2 separate regions of the Homo sapiens genome follow, and region 1 is linked to region 2. Evidence: read pairs that join two places in POLR2A ChIA-PET (ENCODE). Cell type or tissue: A673. All regions are shown on one strand. Each heading gives the region's core, and the rest is flanking DNA. Links, peaks and the distances in the headings are about the cores only. Region 1 overlaps SLC7A11 (solute carrier family 7 member 11). Region 2 overlaps LINC00616 (long intergenic non-protein coding RNA 616).

What was found. Peaks named below come from ENCODE experiments on the same cell type or tissue, not always from the same donor. Only the 100,000 strongest peaks of a DNase experiment are listed, where the experiment ranks them.
Region 1: POLR2A ChIA-PET joins it to region 2 with 11 read pairs; 3 of 35 experiments call an interaction of 5 or more read pairs at or near these places.

What each region holds. Positions count from the first base shown.
Region 1 is chr4:138,234,028-138,236,956 of GRCh38, reverse strand. SLC7A11 (solute carrier family 7 member 11) reads left to right here. Exons shown (of 12, transcript NM_014331.4): 2 at 506-632. Among named protein-coding and RNA genes, the nearest start is that of SLC7A11, 6.9 kb to the left of the region's middle. In A673, for the core only: no CTCF peak of the experiment used is centred there; a DNase peak (open chromatin) is centred at 1,156; H3K4me3 peaks cover 2,382 bases; H3K27ac peaks cover 2,500 bases.
Region 2 is chr4:138,085,511-138,088,439 of GRCh38, reverse strand. The region is part of intron 7 of LINC00616 (long intergenic non-protein coding RNA 616); the gene reads left to right. Among named protein-coding and RNA genes, the nearest start is that of SLC7A11-AS1, 2.0 kb to the left of the region's middle. In A673, for the core only: no CTCF peak of the experiment used is centred there; no DNase peak of the experiment used is centred there.

The DNA of each region.
Region 1 (2,929 bases), core at 145-2,644, 150 kb before region 2:
GTTTTCTAAAGAGTGGATACAGCTTGTTCATTTTGATTTTCCACAGAAACATAATTTATTAAAAGGGTTCTCAAAAAATAACTCAAAAAACTTAAAAGCTAACTCAAACATTTGGACTAATGCCTTGTCTTGGTGTGAGGTTGTGTTCTTCTAAAAATAGGTCAATATTATTGACATCTCTCTCCTCTTTTTCCCCTATTTCCAGGTTTTCAGCTCAAAATTCTGGAACACATGATATTGTTGCAGACATGTATCTTTGTCATTTCAAGTAAAATTATAGTGTTCAAATAGAATACACTAAATCTCAACTGTGAGGATGTTAGAAAAGGAACTTGGCGGGTCTTAGCAATTAGATGATGGTTATTTGTCTTGAGTAAGGATGCCATTCAGACCAAAGGAGGCAGTTACATCTCAGGCAACATATAAACATTATTGTATCTATTCTAATGCTGGGTGTCTTGAAAATGTATTAAATTGGTACCATTTTGTGACAAATATTTCACAGGAGCTTTGTCTTATGCTGAATTGGGAACAACTATAAAGAAATCTGGAGGTCATTACACATATATTTTGGAAGTCTTTGGTCCATTACCAGCTTTTGTACGAGTCTGGGTGGAACTCCTCATAATACGGTAAGAGCATAGTAGAAAGAATTAAGAAAAAATAAACCAATTCATTCTTATGAATCACCTTGATTATTTTTAACTGGTTAGACACATGCATGTCATGTGACTACATGATAAACATGTCTACCTCAGGATATAAAGCCTGTGATAAAGTACCTTTCTGAATTAAGATATTTTTAATGCAATTTTATCACTGACAAGCAGTTCACCAGCAATGCCAAACTTTTAGAAATATCTACCTTTCTTTGACCCTCAGCTATTCTCTTTGACACTTCCAGGAGAAAGATGCTTACTTGAAAGAATATGAACATGAAAATTCACCTGGATACCTTTTGACCAACTAGACCAAATTAAATATTGAAGTTTTCTCTTATTGTAGATTATATCATTAAGGCATTTAACTTTACTTAGTCATTGTGACCAAGACACTTCTGTGCCTCACAACTTAGTTGGTCACCAAGTCTTATACTTCATAAAAAACAGAGTTTGCATGACAGAGTCAAATGACTCATTTCCTTATATTAAACAGATTAGGAACTACAGTTCCAAAAGTCTTTTTTGATTTTATTGTTGTAACAATGTGTTTACATTCCTGCTTGTCTTGGTTTAAAATCACACTGAATAGTGCTAAGTCACTCTGAATAGCAAATTTCCTTCGACTTTGTGGGAAGCTTATGATGTCATATGAGCATTTCAGAGTATCACAGTTCCTTAAGGCTAACTACTTTGATAAAATGTGATGTGCACAGTCTGATTACAGAATTTAATGGATATTACTAGGGAAACTTGCTCTTATCAAACTTATCAAACATATGTGATTGAGAGTTCATGTGAGCTTTTATGGCTAAGTGCCAAATACAGTGCTAGTAAGTATTGACAACACTAATCATGAGTTTTACAGTGTTAGAAGTCTTTTTTTTTTTAACCAAAAAAAGATCTTCAAAGTAGTATATGCTTCATGAAGGCTTTTTCATTTTAAACACTCTGCATTATTTAAAATTGTTATAATGAAATAATAATAAGTATTTTTTTCCTTTCCTGAAATTCCTCTATCAGGAATGCACTTCTATTCCTTTTGGTTATCTCAATCTTATCTGCTCTTCAAAGGTCATCTTAAATCCTTTCTTTCCCACAATTAATTTCCTGTTTATTCTAATTTATGTTATTTCTTTCATCTCTAAATTCTTCTGAAAATTCTATCTCTGCTTCACATTTGGCATTGAGCATGATACCTTCTATTCTTCCTTAATATTTTAGGTGTCTATATTTTGTTTCCCTTTTAAAACTGCCAACATTTCAAGCATACAAAGATAAGATCTTTTTGTAACCCATATACTACTTAGGTCAGTGCCCTTTTTTTGGCATATATTAAATTATTTTTGAATAAGTAATTGAAAGTTTAAAGTTACAATATATTGTGTACAACATACTCAGCATTCAAATGCATGTACTACTTATTGACTGCTGGCCTGTCAGGCTGGCGGGCTTTGGAGCTTAATACAGTTGGACTTGACTCCGTCTTCAGCCATGTATTAGTTGTGTAACTTTGGCTCATTGCTTAGCATTATGATGAACATGATCATTCCATATAAATATAGCTTATATCTTACAGTAGCACAGATAAAATATTCATATATTAATTTATTTATTCCACAAACTGCTACTGAATGGTAAATGGCAATAAAAAGAGATCTAAAATGAAATCAGCCACAATTTCTGCTCCCAGGTAGCGGATAATCAAATGTTACTTTAATTTAAAAAAAAAAACTACTTTTCTCTGTGTGTGTGTGTCTGTTGACAGAGGAAAGTACCTTTGTATTCTAGAAGCTTTTAAAATATGTTCATATATCTCTTTGTCATAACATACTCATATTGCTGAGTTGGCCTTTTAAATAGGCAGAATAACAAATGACATGAGGAGGGACAAAATATCTAAGTATGTAAATATTTCTCTTCTTTTACTAATACCCATAGTTCCTAAGTACTTCCCATTAAAATTATACCTTTAGATTAAGTTAGTATTGCCAGAAATAATCTGTAAAACACAGATTTCAAGGACAGAAATATTATCTATCTGTACACAGCAGGGGTCATTAAACCGAATTTGCGTGTGCACTATATATTCAATATATATTGGGTTTCCACTATATGATAGACACTGTTCTAAACACTGGAGGTAAAACTGTGATTAAGATAGATATGATTTTGTACCCTTAGAGCTCAGAGTCAAGTGGGAGGAAATCATTATCAATCGAGAAATCACATAGGTAAATATAAAATTGCTATTGTGATAAGCACTGTGG
Region 2 (2,929 bases), core at 144-2,643:
TATCTAGCTCAAGGTTTGTAAATGCACCAATCAGCACTCTGTGTCTAGCTCAGGGTTTGTAAATACACCAGTGGACACTCTGTATCTAGCTAATCTAGTGGGGACGTGGATAACCTTTGTGTCTAGCTCAGGGATTATAAATGCACCAATCAGCACCCTGTCAAAACGGACCAATCAGCTCTCTGTAAAACAGACCAATTGGCTCTCTGCAAAATGGACCAATCAGCAGGATGAATAAAAGCAGGCTGCCCCAGCCAGCAATGGCAACTGTACAGGGTCCCCTTCCACACTGTGGAAACTTTGTTCTTTCGCTCTTTGCAATAAATCTTGCTACTGCTCACTCTTTGGGTCTACACTGCCTTTATGAGCTGTAATACTCACCGTGAAGGTCTGCAGCTTCACTCCTGAAGCCAGCCAGACCACGAACCCACCGGGGAGTAACGAACAAGTCGAGAGTGTGCCTTAAGAGCTGTGACACTCACCGCAAAGGTCTGCAGCTTCACTCCTGAGCCAGCGAGCCCATGAACCCACCAGAAGGAAGAAACTCCGAACACATCCGAACATCAGAAGGAACAAACTCAGGACACACCGCCCTTAGGAACTTTTAACACTCACTGTGAGGGTCCGCAGCTTCATTCTTGAAGCCGGTGAGACCAAGAACCCACCAGTTCCGGACACACTATCGAAGTGTAGTTATTATCAATAAATTCAGAGAATAAGAAAAACATCAAAAGAGAAATAATTAGGGTATAAATAGATGATACAACCCAAGGGCACCTTGAACCCCTATCTAGGACAGGTGTATGGAGGGCTCAGATTACTCATCCAAATTGTCATGTGTCTGAGTTGATTCCTGAGCAACATTAGCTCAGGCAGTGTTGCTGGGCAGGCATGGATGTCAGATGTCGGCCATTCCTAAAATACTCCCAGGGGATTAAGTGAGTATATAAATATCTCCCTCCTGTGTTCCTGCATCTGAAGGTGCCCTACACCCGAGAGCATTAGTGTGCTGCTAGGATAAAAGAATGTAATAAAATGGACTTTGAAGGCACATGTCAAAGGAAAAAATACAGTCTAATTAAATTTAATCATCTTTTAAATGGTTACTCAAAAGAGAGACTCTGTTAGAAGTTCAAAAGGCCTATATAAATCCTCCCGAGGCAAGTCCATACCGAGAGCTCACATATGGCAGTTGGAAGAGTAAAGGAAAATTTAGAAAGTTTGTTTCATCTTGGTAGGGCTGATGGGACTTTAATGAAGACAGACCAGTATCACATGGCCCTGAGATCACATTCTCTGCTGTCAAATGGGTTCAAGTTCACAGTCTTGAAAATTGTCCTTTTCCTATATTCAAATGTTCTCATGAGCCCTTTTCTTTTCAGTTCAAAGTAGATGTTAAAATGAGTTTTAAGTGTTTATTCTTTATCCTAGATTTTGGGCAGATGCCTAATTTCCATAGCTTCCTTACCTCCTGAAGAGTTTCAGGCTTTTTGCTTCTGCCAAAATGTAGCAAACCTACAGCTTGGTACTTTGAAGTTTGAGTTAAAGCAAAACTAAATGGACCATGTTTATCTGATCAATTAAGGCATTGCCTACATCCTCAGTACTGATGTTTCTCATTTAAGCAGCGTTCTATACAATCCTCAGGAAATTAACAACAGAAATAGAGTTTGGGGAAAGGGGGGTCATTATACAAAGAAATGTAGGAAGAGTGTGGAAGAATTTGACTAGGCTCCAATACAAACTGCATAAACTGGTCTCCAGTGTAAACTGAAGAATGTCTTTGTAGAAGTGGGACTGTAGAAAAATATTTTTTAAAGTTCCAAAAATAGAAGTTTGATTTAAAACGCCTATTAGGTAAAGTGATCTACTAGATTTAATAGTCTTTAACATGATTGATGTTTTTAATTAAAAATACCTCATCTTTCTCTCAGGGATTAGCATGTGTACAATTCAGTTTAACTACAGTTCAACAGGGAGAATTCTATAAACAGTACCATGCTAAGCAGAGTATTCAATTTAAAAAAATAAAATGAGCATAAATTAAAATTCTTCTAGGAGTTTACAATTTCTTTTTCTTGAGACCAAACCGAACAACACCAATTGATTAGTATGAGAGTGAATGATAGGTAATTGAACCCTCTGGCTGTTCCCAGTCAACGTTCTGTTCTACTATTCCCAATAATAGCTGGAGATACACTTGTTTGGCTTCCATTCCAGCTAGCTCAGGACCTGTGTACACAGCCCTTTCTATAGAAAGACAGGAAATCCTCTTTTCTCAGAATTCCTACTAGATTCCTTAGTCCTTGTTTTGAGCGAATCACATCGTCCAACTGGCACCAACAGATTAACTTGAAACTTTGTAAAGAAAATGATGTGCTTTTTGATATCTGGCAGATTCTATGGAGATTGCCTTCCAAATTCAAAGATTTGTCTCCGAAATTGTGCCTTGGCAAGAAAACGAATGTACAATCTTCACACATAGGGTGTGTTTCACTTCAATTTTAATACTATAGAGGCAAAAAAACAGCTTTCTCCAAGTTCCAAGTTTTATGTCCATAGTCTCTTCAACTATAAATGGGAAAAAATAGCAAAGATAAAGCTATTAATCTGTCTGACCCATATTCCCCTAAAAAGTTGCTTTTTCTTTCTAATTTGGTTTTCTATATTTCTTTTATGATTTACTTCTATAATTATTTTTATGATTTTTCTGATTTATTTTATGCATCTGTTTCTTCCCCAAAGACATATGATGTCTGTCCAGTTATTTAAATTGCGATAACTTTTAAACTTGATTTATTAAATATATGGTGGAGATAATTGTAGAGATTTTGTGGAAGCCTGTACGAGAAAAAAGTTTTCCTGGGGAAAACTGTTTCAACATGGTACATGTCTTGATAAAGATCTGTGTTGATTTAATGGAAAACTT